Linked DNA regions of Homo sapiens: region 2 is linked to region 1. Evidence: chromatin contacts called from ENCODE Hi-C or POLR2A ChIA-PET data. All regions are on one chromosome and are shown on one strand. The core of a region is the stretch at or near the end of the contact, and the rest is flanking DNA. Distances in the headings are between cores, read along the strand shown. Region 1 holds the start of GABRR2 (gamma-aminobutyric acid type A receptor subunit rho2). Region 2 holds the start of ANKRD6 (ankyrin repeat domain 6).

Evidence for each region. A loop is a pair of places that touch in the nucleus more often than their neighbours do. ChIA-PET counts read pairs that join two places held with the same protein, here RNA polymerase II (POLR2A). Pooled maps may share reads with other maps.
Region 2: a map of K562 shows a loop between it and region 1 (4-fold over the local background). The contact joins the promoter of ANKRD6 here to the promoter of GABRR2 in region 1. A Hi-C loop is called at or near these places in 1 of 168 maps with a recorded cell type or tissue (K562), 1 of 37 single-sample maps with no recorded cell type and 5 of 50 pooled maps. POLR2A ChIA-PET finds 5 or more read pairs at or near these places in 1 of 52 experiments (OCI-LY7).

The regions. Positions count from the first base shown.
Region 1 is chr6:89,313,086-89,318,445 of GRCh38, forward strand. It overlaps GABRR2 (gamma-aminobutyric acid type A receptor subunit rho2), which reads right to left and starts at 2,214. Exons shown (of 9, transcript NM_002043.5): 1 at 1,968-2,214. The coding sequence starts at 2,080.
Region 2 is chr6:89,430,009-89,435,368 of GRCh38, forward strand. It overlaps ANKRD6 (ankyrin repeat domain 6), which reads left to right and starts at 3,144. Exons shown (of 16, transcript NM_001242809.2): 1 at 3,144-3,367. It overlaps LOC124901360 (a long non-coding RNA gene), which reads right to left. Exons shown (of 2, transcript XR_007059675.1): 1 at 3,409-5,360; 2 at 200-2,579. RefSeq lists a silencer at 2,936-3,415.

The DNA.
Region 1 (5,360 bases), core at 964-3,463:
ATTTTCCTCCAGTCTAAGTAAATCAGGAACCTACATTCTAGTGTTGGGAAGCCACTAGCAGGCCGTGTGACTTACTCATGCCCCTGAGCCATTTCAGCATCTGTCAAATGAGTTGACTTGGACAGTTTCCCAGTGTGTGCTCCATGGAGTAGGAATCCCACAAGACAGTCCAAAAAACTGTGGATTTTTTAGTTGTTTCTGAGAAGCCCTGCATAATTTATCCCTCTCTTCAAGATTCTCACAGTGCCTATTTGCATAACAAAGGTTCTAAAAGTTCTGCTGTAGAGACATCTGTTGAAAATGGTCTAAACCAGGGTTTTCCACGTTTTGGTGGCCCTGGAACCCCATTTCACTCAACAGCCATTCACGTTTCCCAAAATTAGAGTTCAGGGGACTTGCTGGGCCGATGACATCTGAGGCTCCTTCCAGTTTAACAGCCTATGGTTCTGGCAACCCAACCCGCATGGGTTGTTCAGAGCAGGGCCTCTGAGGGTTTTGATCTGTTTGCCTTCCGCTGAGTAGGACTAGGCTCCAGAGAGAGTAATTATAGGCTGGGTGTGGTGGCTTCTGCCTGTAATCCTAGCACTTTGGGAGGCCAAGGTGGGTGGATCACTTGAGGTCAGAAGTTTGAGACCAGCCTGGCCAACATGGTGAAACCCTGTCTCTACTAAAAATACAAAAATTAGCCAGGCATGCTGGTGCACGCCTGTAATCCCAGCTACTCGGGAGGCTGAGGCAGGAGAATCGCTTGAACCCGGGAGGTGGAGGTTGCAGTGAGCCAAGATTGCGCCACTGCACTCCAGCCTGGGTGACAGAGAGTCCATCTCAAAAAACAAACAAACAAATAAACAAAAGAGAGTAATAACCTCTCCCAGAGCAGCAGTTGCCACTGGGATACTGGAAGTAGAGGCTGTAACTCTTATTTATATTCAGGGTTTTTTTTTTTTTTTTCTAAAAATAAGAAATCAATTAAACTTTAACATACATATTTATAACAGCACATGTATGTGATTTGTAAGTAAATATGCATGTATTAGAGGTACAGTTTCAAAAACTTGTCATTGACAGCAGCGCATGTTCAAAAATGTTTGGGGACTGACCTAGAAAATGTGCCTCAAGATATTAATTTATATTCAAAACCACTAGTTTATCTGATGCTTAGTAGAATGGAAAATAAATGTGTAACATGCCACACATGGTGTTTATATCTTAGCTGCTTGTTCTTTTCTTATCTCCATGTCTAACAGTCCTTATGTCTACTTCAGGCCTGGAGTATGATGCTTCGTATGTCAATTCAAAATAAACTTCCTAAGGAACTTAGATTTGTAATGTAATGATTTTGAATGCAGATCCTGGGCTATTATTTCTTGGGAATGTCTCCATTACATCATGAAATTGCATTCACTGTTGTTCACACATATATTTCTGATAATTAAGCAAATTTCTGAACACCTCTTCTAAGATTCAAAACAGTAAAATGAAACCCAATATCATTATAAAGTTATTCTCTGGCAAATAATTTAAGGAAGACAACTCCCGTATGCATTTTTTTCTTAATAGTTCAGGCTAGGTTCCTATATACAGTTCTCCCCAAAATACTTGAGTGTAATTATTTAGCAGGTCATCGGTTGTAACCCTGAGAAACAAAGCAGCACAATGTGATTTGTACAGAGAATGATTTTACCCACTACGTCTCCAACTATTTATATCTGCCTCAAATCAAAATGCTTTGGCTGAACGCAGGCATCCGAAGGAAGGCTCATCCCAGTCTAGTTCTGCTCTCAATGCTTGTGACACATAGAGTATGTGTGCCCAGGGAGAGGCTGCGTTCAGTGAAGTAGCTGGGTTCTCATTCTCATAGGGCGATATCTCAATAGGACCTTAGCCCCCTGGGGAGCCATCCCACTGTGCCACTGCTGCTGCTACTATGCAGGGTAACCTCCCTCCTTTCCCACCTATGACTTTACCTTGGCTTGGGCATTTCCACCTGCCCTGTCCATCGCTTCCTCTTGGGTTTTCTGCTCTCCACGAGAACCATCAAGCAAAACAAGAACAAAATGAGTCTTGTAAAATAAGGCATTTTGTGGACATCTGTGAGGCAAAAAGCTGCTTTCCAGTAGCCTGTGGCAGAGCAAATCCCCCCTGGCTTGACCATTGATCCATCTGCTGCCTCCTGACGGGCTGCTCTGAGGGGCTGTGAGGGCAAGGCTGGCCAGGCTAGTTGTCCCGATTTACTATTTGATACTGACGCCCCACTCACCCCCTCCACTCCGGGCCATGACACAAACACCAGGCTTTGCCCTCCCTGCTGATTAGTGATTGGCCATTAGTCGAGAAGTTTGTCCTCATGAAATTCTGCTTCCACTGAATCCTAGAATAGCTTTGGCTAAAGCTGTTATATAAAAAATTAAATCTCTTGAACATGCCAGCTTTGTGCTGAGATTATTGGTCCATCTTCTGGCTGCATAAAACCAGTCTGTCCCATCCACCAGGGGGTCAGCTCGGATTCCAAGTAGATTTGCAGAGAGGACTTGGTGGACATTTAGATGGGTACATAAATGTGTTCAGGAAATGCTGAGTAAACATGAATGACCTGTTTCCTTAGGGTTGATTTATTTATGGAGCTAAGAGAATATGCTTTGCCTATGAGCAAGGATACTTCCTTTCTCACAAATATAGATCAACTTTTTCCAGTGAAAACATCAAAGCATAAAATACATTTTTAGTTTCAAGGATGACATTAATCATAGAATTCATGATTATGTAAGCTTTTCTTCCTACCATAAGCATTAAATTAACTTTGGCCTTTAACCCTAAAATGTATAAAATCAATCATAAATTAGGCTTTATTCCTATCCTGGGATATGGAATTAAGCACATTAGAATTGTAGAGATACATGTGGTTATGTCTAACCTACTGAACAAAATAGAATATGTTTAAAAACTACTCATTGCTTGCTATGTCCTGGCAATGGAAAATTTCATGGTAGAAACATAGGGAGATGAGGACAGAGATCAGGAGGTGGGATAGCCGTAAGTGAAACAGAATTGGGATTTTACTATGTATAAATGACAGAATCAAAAGAAGCTCTTTGATTCCCTTAAGCAAAGTGAGATGGCATGATCTACTTTATTTTTGAAATAATTCCTAATTGGGATCAGTCGAATCAGGGAACTTATGATGACAAAAGAGAATAAGGTCCTGCTCTGAGGGAAGCGAAGAAGGAAGAAGAGAAAGGAAGACAGAAGAGTGAGATACTCAAGTTAGTTCTGCGGTAGCATACATTTGGTGCCTGTGCAGATAGAGTAGAAGGTGAGAGACAGAAAAGTCAACAATAATATCAAGAATTCTACGGTGGCTCACACTTGTAATCCCAGCACTTTGGCAGAGGCAGGTGGATTACCTGAGGTCAGAAGTTCAAGACCAGCCTGGCCAACGTGGTGAAACCCCATTTCTACTAAAAATACAAAAATTAGCCAGGTGTGGTGGTACGTGCCTGTTAATCCCAGCTATTCAGGAGGCTGAGGCAGGAGAATCACTTGAACCTGGGAGGCAGAGGCTGCAGTGAGCCAAGATCACACCACTGCACTCCAGCCTGGGCGACAGAGCATGACTCCGTCTCCAAAAAAAAAAAAAAAAAAAAAAAAGCTAGAGCATGAGCCTGGAGTTCAGGAGAAAGTCTAGTTCTATTTCTAGACTATAGAAATAGATCTGGAGCTGTAGAGACCAAGTGAAAGTTTTCCCTTTGCCCCATGGAGGATCACCAAAAAATCAACTGACAAAAGGAAGATTAATAGGGGAAAAGGCATACAGATTTATTAACATGCATGGAGGAAAATCACATCATGATTACCCAATTACCCAGCATGGTACAGACATTTATATACCCTTTTTCATAAGGAAGAGATGGGGGATGTAGGCAATTCTTTTGAGGGACAGTAAATCATTAGGGAGGATGAATGGACCCAGGAGGAAAGTGAGGGGTGGAACTACACAGGAACTAAAGTTGTCTTATACAGATAAAGTCCAACAGGTAATCTCTTAAAGCTGCCCTCAGAAGACTAGATGAAAAGTCTATCTGGGTGCAGTGAGAACTCCCAGTCTCTTCTCTTCTCAGATGGTTGATTTTTCCTGGTTATTTTGTGAGATCCCTAGGTAGGGGGTCTTAAGTGCATTTAAACTTTCTTAGATAGGGAAATTCCAGAGAGTCCCTCCCAGTTCTTTGTGCAAGAAGAGCAGAGAGCCTGACCAATCAGTAGGTTAACAAAGAAATTCAGACAGAAATTTAAAAACTTTTTGAAATGAAAAAAAGTACAGCATACCAAAGCCTGTGGCATATAACAAAAGCAGTGCTAAGAGAGAAATTTACAGTATTCAATGCCCATATCAAAAAAGTAGAAAGATCACAAACTAACAAACTCCTATGGCACCTCAAGGAACGAGAAAAGCAGAAGAAACCAAACCCTGAGTTAGCAGAATAAAAGGAATAACAAAGATCAGAGCAGAACTAAATGAAATAGAGACCAATAAAACGATACAAAGGATCAATAAAAAAAAAAGTTGTTTTTTTGAAAAGATAAAGAAAATTGACAAACCACTAGCTAGACTAACCAAGAAAAGAAGAGAGAAGCTCCAAATAAACACAATCAGAAATGAAAAGGGAGACATTACAAATGATACCACAGAAATACAAAAGATCATCAGAGTCTGTTATGAACAGCTTTATGCTCACAAACTAGAAAACCTAGAGGAAATGAATACATTTCTGGAAACACATAATCTCCTGAGATTGAACCAGGAAGAAATAGACCTCCTGAACAGACCAATAACAAGTAGCAAGATTGAATCAGTAATAAAAAAAATCTCCCAAAAACTAAAATAGTCCAGGACCAGATGGATTTACAGACAAATTCTACCAAACATACAAAGAACTAAAACCAATCCTCCTGAAACTATTCCAAAAAATCAAGGAGGAGGGAATTCTCCCTAACTCATTCTATGGGACCAGTATCACCCTGATACCAAAACCAGACAAGGACACAACAACAACAAAAAAAACTACAGACCAATATTCCCAATGAATATAGATGCAAAAAATCCTCAACAAAATACCACAAATTGAAAACAACAGCACATCAAAAAGTTTATACACCATGATGAGGTACGATTTATCCCAAGGATACAAGGATGGTTCAACATACACAAGTCAATAAACATGATACATCACATAAACAGAATTAAGGAAAACTATGTGGTCATCTCAATAGATGCAGAGAAAGTGTTCGATAAAATTCAGCTTCCCTTCATCATAAAAATTCTCAACAAACTAGGCATAGAAGGAAGATATCTCAACATAATA
Region 2 (5,360 bases), core at 1,894-4,393, 120 kb after region 1:
CTGGAGCCAATCCAACATCCAAAAGTAGAATGGGTAATTAAATTGTGTTATGTTTTTACAACAAAATACCTATATAACAGAGAAATCAGATAGGTGAATCTCAGAAACATAATGCTGGGCAAAAGCTGCAAGTTGCATGGGAATAATGCAGAATGATTCTATTTTAAAAAAGCTCAAAAACACGCAAAAACAAACCATGTAGTGTTTAGGGACACATATATTTGTGATAACATAATTATTAACACAAAACTTAGGATGGTGGTTTCCTCTGAAAGAGAAGGATATGATTATAGAGCGGCAGATGGAAGGGTTCTTCCTTGAGTGGAAGCTTTAGCAAAGGCAGTTTCAGTGGAGTGGCAGGGATGGAAGCCAGAATGGTGTGTTGAAGGCTGCGTTGAAGCTAACAACATGAAAGACAGCTAATGCAGTCAGCTCATTAAAGACATGTTGTTGAAAATAGGAGCAGATTATATTATCACAAAGCAGTGAAAATGATCATTTGCAGAGCAAACTTCTTTCTCACAAGGCAGAAGGAGGGTGAGCTAGGGTGAATATAAGAGGCTGGCTGTGATTGAGCTGAACGTAGGGGCAAGAACAGAGCTGCAGCCTGGGAGCCCTTCTCATAAAGAGGGAGATTTAGGAGTCTTCTTCGTTGGTCGCCCAAAGACTGTCTGCCCACTTGGAGATAAGCAAGCAAGATCTCCAAGCAGCTCAGCCACTGCCTGCTTTGGCTCTCATGAGACCTCCTGCCAGGAATCCCCATTAATCAAAGTCTGGGAACAAAAGCAGACCAGTCAGTTCCCAGGAGCGCTCACATGTCTTGCAGGCTGGCTTGGGCTTTCTGTTTCTTTCGGGGTCATTGCTCTGACTACCCACAAATATAACTTAAAATCTCATCTCAATGTGACTTTCTGGTGATGTTTTAAAAGCCTATCAGGGAAACTGAGCATTTGCATCTTTGGAAGTTTATTCGAGGGACTAGCTAGGAAAACTCAATGTGGAAAAGTACAAGAGAGAAATGATCACATTGAAAGGTCATGTGGCTGGGCGCGGTGGCTCACACCTGTAATCCCAGCACTTTGGGAGGCTGAGGCAGGTGGATCACAAGGTCAGCAGTTCGAGATCAGCCTGACCAACATGGTGAAACTCCGTCTCTACTAAAAATACAAAAAAATTAGCTGGGCGTGGTGGCAGGCGCCTGTAATCCCAGCTACTTGGGAGGCTGAGGCAGGAGAATTGCTTGAAACCGGAAGGTGGAGGTTGCAGTGAGCCGAGATTGCACCACTGCACTCTAGCCTGGGCAATAAAAGCAAAACTCCATCTCAAAAAATAAAAAGAAAGGTCATGTGTACAAACTTTGACTTTGAGGGTTATCTAGGAACTCATTAGTAACCTGCCTGGAGAGAAACCTGGAGCTACAAGCCAGCAGAGAAAGGAAATGTGTTCTTCTATCAGCTCCAGGTGTAGAGCAACAGGAATGGGGCACAAATCTGAAGAAGGGCTGGGCGCGGTGGCTCACACCTGTAATCCCAACACTTTGGGAGGCTGAGGCCGGAGGATTACTTGAGCCCAGGAGTTCAAGACCAGCCTTGACCTCCTCTGTGTTAAACATAAAAAAATTAGCTGGGCATGGTGGTGCACACTTGTAATCCCAACTATTCAGGAGGCAGAGGCAGGAGGATTGCTTGAGCCCAGGAGTTCAAGACTGCAGTGGGCTACTGCACTTCAGCCTGGGTGACACAGCAAGGCCCCATCTTAAGGGGGAAAAAAAAGTCTGGAAAAGGCCAAAGGATACTCAGAAGAGAGATTTCACATCCTGTTAGGTAAAACTGCAGCTGTGACTATGGGGTTGGGAAAATTTCAGAAGCAGTAGGAGAAAATCAAGAACTTCCCCTTCCTAGTGTGGAAACAGGCTCTTGGGATCTCTCCTGCCTAATGATCCCTGAAGGAGAGAGGGAAACAAACATCTTAAGGAAAAGGAAGAAATCATCATGTTTCTTTTCTCCTGGAAACCAGGCCTGTTTCAGAGGGAATAAGAAAAGTCGGCTGGGTGCAGTGGCTCATGCCTGTAATCCCAGCACTTTGGGAGGCCGAGGCTGGAGGATCACGAGGTCAGGAGTTCGAGACCAGCCTGACCAATATGGTGAAACCCCATCTCTACTAAAAATACAAAAATTAGCCAGGGATGGTGGCGGGCACCTGTAATCCCAGCTACTCAGGAGGCTGAGGCAGGAGAATCACTTGAACCTGGGAGGCGGAGGTTGCAGTGAGCCTAGATGGTGCCATTGCACTCCAGCCTGGGTGACAGAGTGAGACTTCGTCTCAAAAAAAAATTTTAAGCAAGAAAGAAAAAAAAATCAGATTCGTGATAAGCTTGTCCCAAAACCTCAGGTAAGATTGATAGTCCATTTTAGGGTGCTGCTTGCCTCCTCTTCCATCTCTCCGCCTTTGGAGAGCAGATACCTGTCCATGCTTCTTCAAAGGGTGGAATGAGATCCCATCCATCTTACATGTATTCAACAGTAGCTTATTGAATGCTTCCTGTGTTCAGGGAGCTCTTCTAGGTATTGAAGAAGTGGCTGTGAATGAAAATAGACAAAACCAGACTGAGATAATGGTATGTAAAGTGTGATATGAATATGGGGGTCAGGCTCGCTCAATGCTTTTGCCATTTCCATATGGGATGATTCCAACAAGATACTTATAGTCAAGCTGTTAGAAATAAAGGCTTCCTTTCCCCTCTCCAGCTACCCCAATAAATCTGGGTCATTCATCATTGTTGTTCAGTTTGTACTGAGCAGCCCCAGTTAAGTGAGCTATGGTTATATTGAAATATCCACTTGGCCACGAATTGAGTGAAGGTGGGAGGTTCCTCCTGCTAATTCTCCTCCCCTCCCAATACACTTCCTGGCAACCCCCACGCGGAAAACCTCACCCTACTATAGGCCCCCTTCCTCCCACTCTTCAGAAGGCGGTGGCCCCACCCAGGAGAGGGCTGCAGATCGGGGCCAGCCCCAGGGCCTCCGCGGTGCCACCTCTCTCTCGCGAGGGTCCCTGCCGTGCCCCGGCTCGCCGCTGGGAGGCGCTGCGGCACCGGCGTAGGAGCCGCCGGCAGGGGTGGGGCGGGGCCGGCGGGACGGGGCAGAGGGCCCTGCGGCGGCGGACGCGGCGGGCTCGGCCACAGGTAACCCGCAGGAGCCGAGAGCGCTGCCTGGCGCGCGGGCGGCTGGAGGCACGGCGCTGGGCGGCGCCGAGGCCCTGGGGCCGCCGGAGCCAGCGGGAGCCAGTCCCCGTCTTCGCCCCTCGCCCCCCACCGTGTCGCCGGCCTTGGTCCCTGCGGCGCGGACGTCCGGCGCGGGAGAGAAAGGTACCAGGCGACCTCGCCGGCTCCCTGGGACCCCCGCTTACACCGGGGTGGGCGCCTCAGGTCGGGGAGGACGCTGTCGGGGGAAGGGGGCGCTGCTCCCTCGGCACCCCAGGATCGCCGACTGCCCGCGGAGGAGACCCGGACACCGCGCCTCGCCCCCTGGCCTGCGGCCTCCGAAAACGCCCGGCGCGAGGGGGTCCCCCCGGGGCGCCTCCCTCTTCGCCTGGCATCAGTTGCCTCCCTGGAATATGGAACTTCGGGCGAGGGAGGTGGAGAACTTTCTTCTGGGGCTCGTCCCTCGTTCTCCTGCTCGCTTGCAGTTTGAAGGAAGGGCGGTGGGGGCGGGGGTCCGAGTACCCCGCGGTCTGCGGCGCGTAGGAGGGTAGGTCCCTGGCCTGCGGCCGCCTCCGAATGACCCCGTCCCTCCCCGCCCTGGACGACAGCACTAGGGTGCAGTCGCAGGAGAGGGGCCGATACCCCTCAGGAGCCCCATCGGCGAAGCCTCAGCAAGTGGCATCTCCCGGGGTCCAGAGAGTCGGCGTGCTGTCTGGTTTGGGTCCAGACATCAGCTCACCCAAGCTTATCTTGGGCTTTTAAGTGTGTTGCTTCCGGTAGATCTCGGGGACTGGAGGGGAAGTGCAGCATTATTTGTGACCCAAGAGGGACTTGAATGTCTCAAAGCTGGTCAAGAATGTTTCCCCCGCGAGGTAGCATGAGATGGGTCACGTGGTAGTAAAGAGCCACTTCGGGCCCGTGAGATGGAGTTCTGACTCCACCACTTGTTAGGTGTGTGACTTTGGAAAACCCACTTCTTTAAACCTTAGTTTTTAGAACTCTAAACTGCAGGTATTGTACATAACCTCGTAGTATTGTGTTCATGCAGTGAAGTGATGGGAATGAAATGCTTGGCATTGTACTCTTGTGTGTTAGACACCTTTTGCGAACCTGTTGGATGTTGAATTCATTCATGCTTAGGTTCTGTTAGGCCAGTGTAAGTGGAAAGAACTTGGGCAATGAAGACAAACACACCTGGGTCCAAGGTGGTCCCATCCATGGTATACTGATTGGGGGTTTCTCATCCCCAAAACACCAATAGCAGCCTTGGCGGGGTTTTTGTTGTTGTTGTTTTGAGACAGAGTTTCGCTCTGTTGCCCAGGCTGTAAGCTTTGACCTCCTTAGCTCAACCGATCTTCCCACCTCAGCCTGGGACCACCACACCTGGCTAATTTTGAATTTTTTTATTTTACTAGAGACAGAGTCTCACTGTGTTGCCTAAGCTGGTCTCGAACTCCTCCTGTCTCAGCCTCCCAAAGTGTTGGGATTACAGGTGTGAGCCACTGTACTGGTCTGCAGCCTTGTTCTTGAGTGTAGTAGGTGTGTCTATACCGATACATGTTACACTTTGTCATCTTTAGTATTTGTTTAGCATATGGTAACAAAAAATTTTTTAAAAATTAGGGATACAAATTAAAATTGGGGAGTATTTTCTGCCCTCTAGGTCATACTGGACATGGGGGAAGGGTAGAAGAGGGATGAAGAGGAATTAAAGAGACCAGAAAACAACTAGTCGCAGTGTTGGGAGGTATAAACCAATGGTAATTTTTAAAAATGTGAATTTATTAACTCCTTGTTTTTTCATGGTGGCACCAAAAATTAATCTTAGTCTCCCACTTAAACTCATCAGCCTCCCCAAAGCCTTTCCAGATAAGCATATGCTCCATGTAAAAGCAGACTGCCTGCGATCCAACTCAGCTTAGAGACAAGGCACACTTCCAACTCCCAAGGCCTCCTTCTTGTATAGAGATGCTGGTGCTGCCACTGTGAAATACATCATACACTCAGACAGTATAAACCTTAGAGTGCAATGTAAAGAATAACAATAGATCACACCCAAGTACGAGTCACCCGGCTGAAGAACTAGAACATCGCCAGGCCCCTGGAGCCCCTGAGTACCCCTCTCCATTGCCTTCCACTCACTTCTCGCCTCCCACCC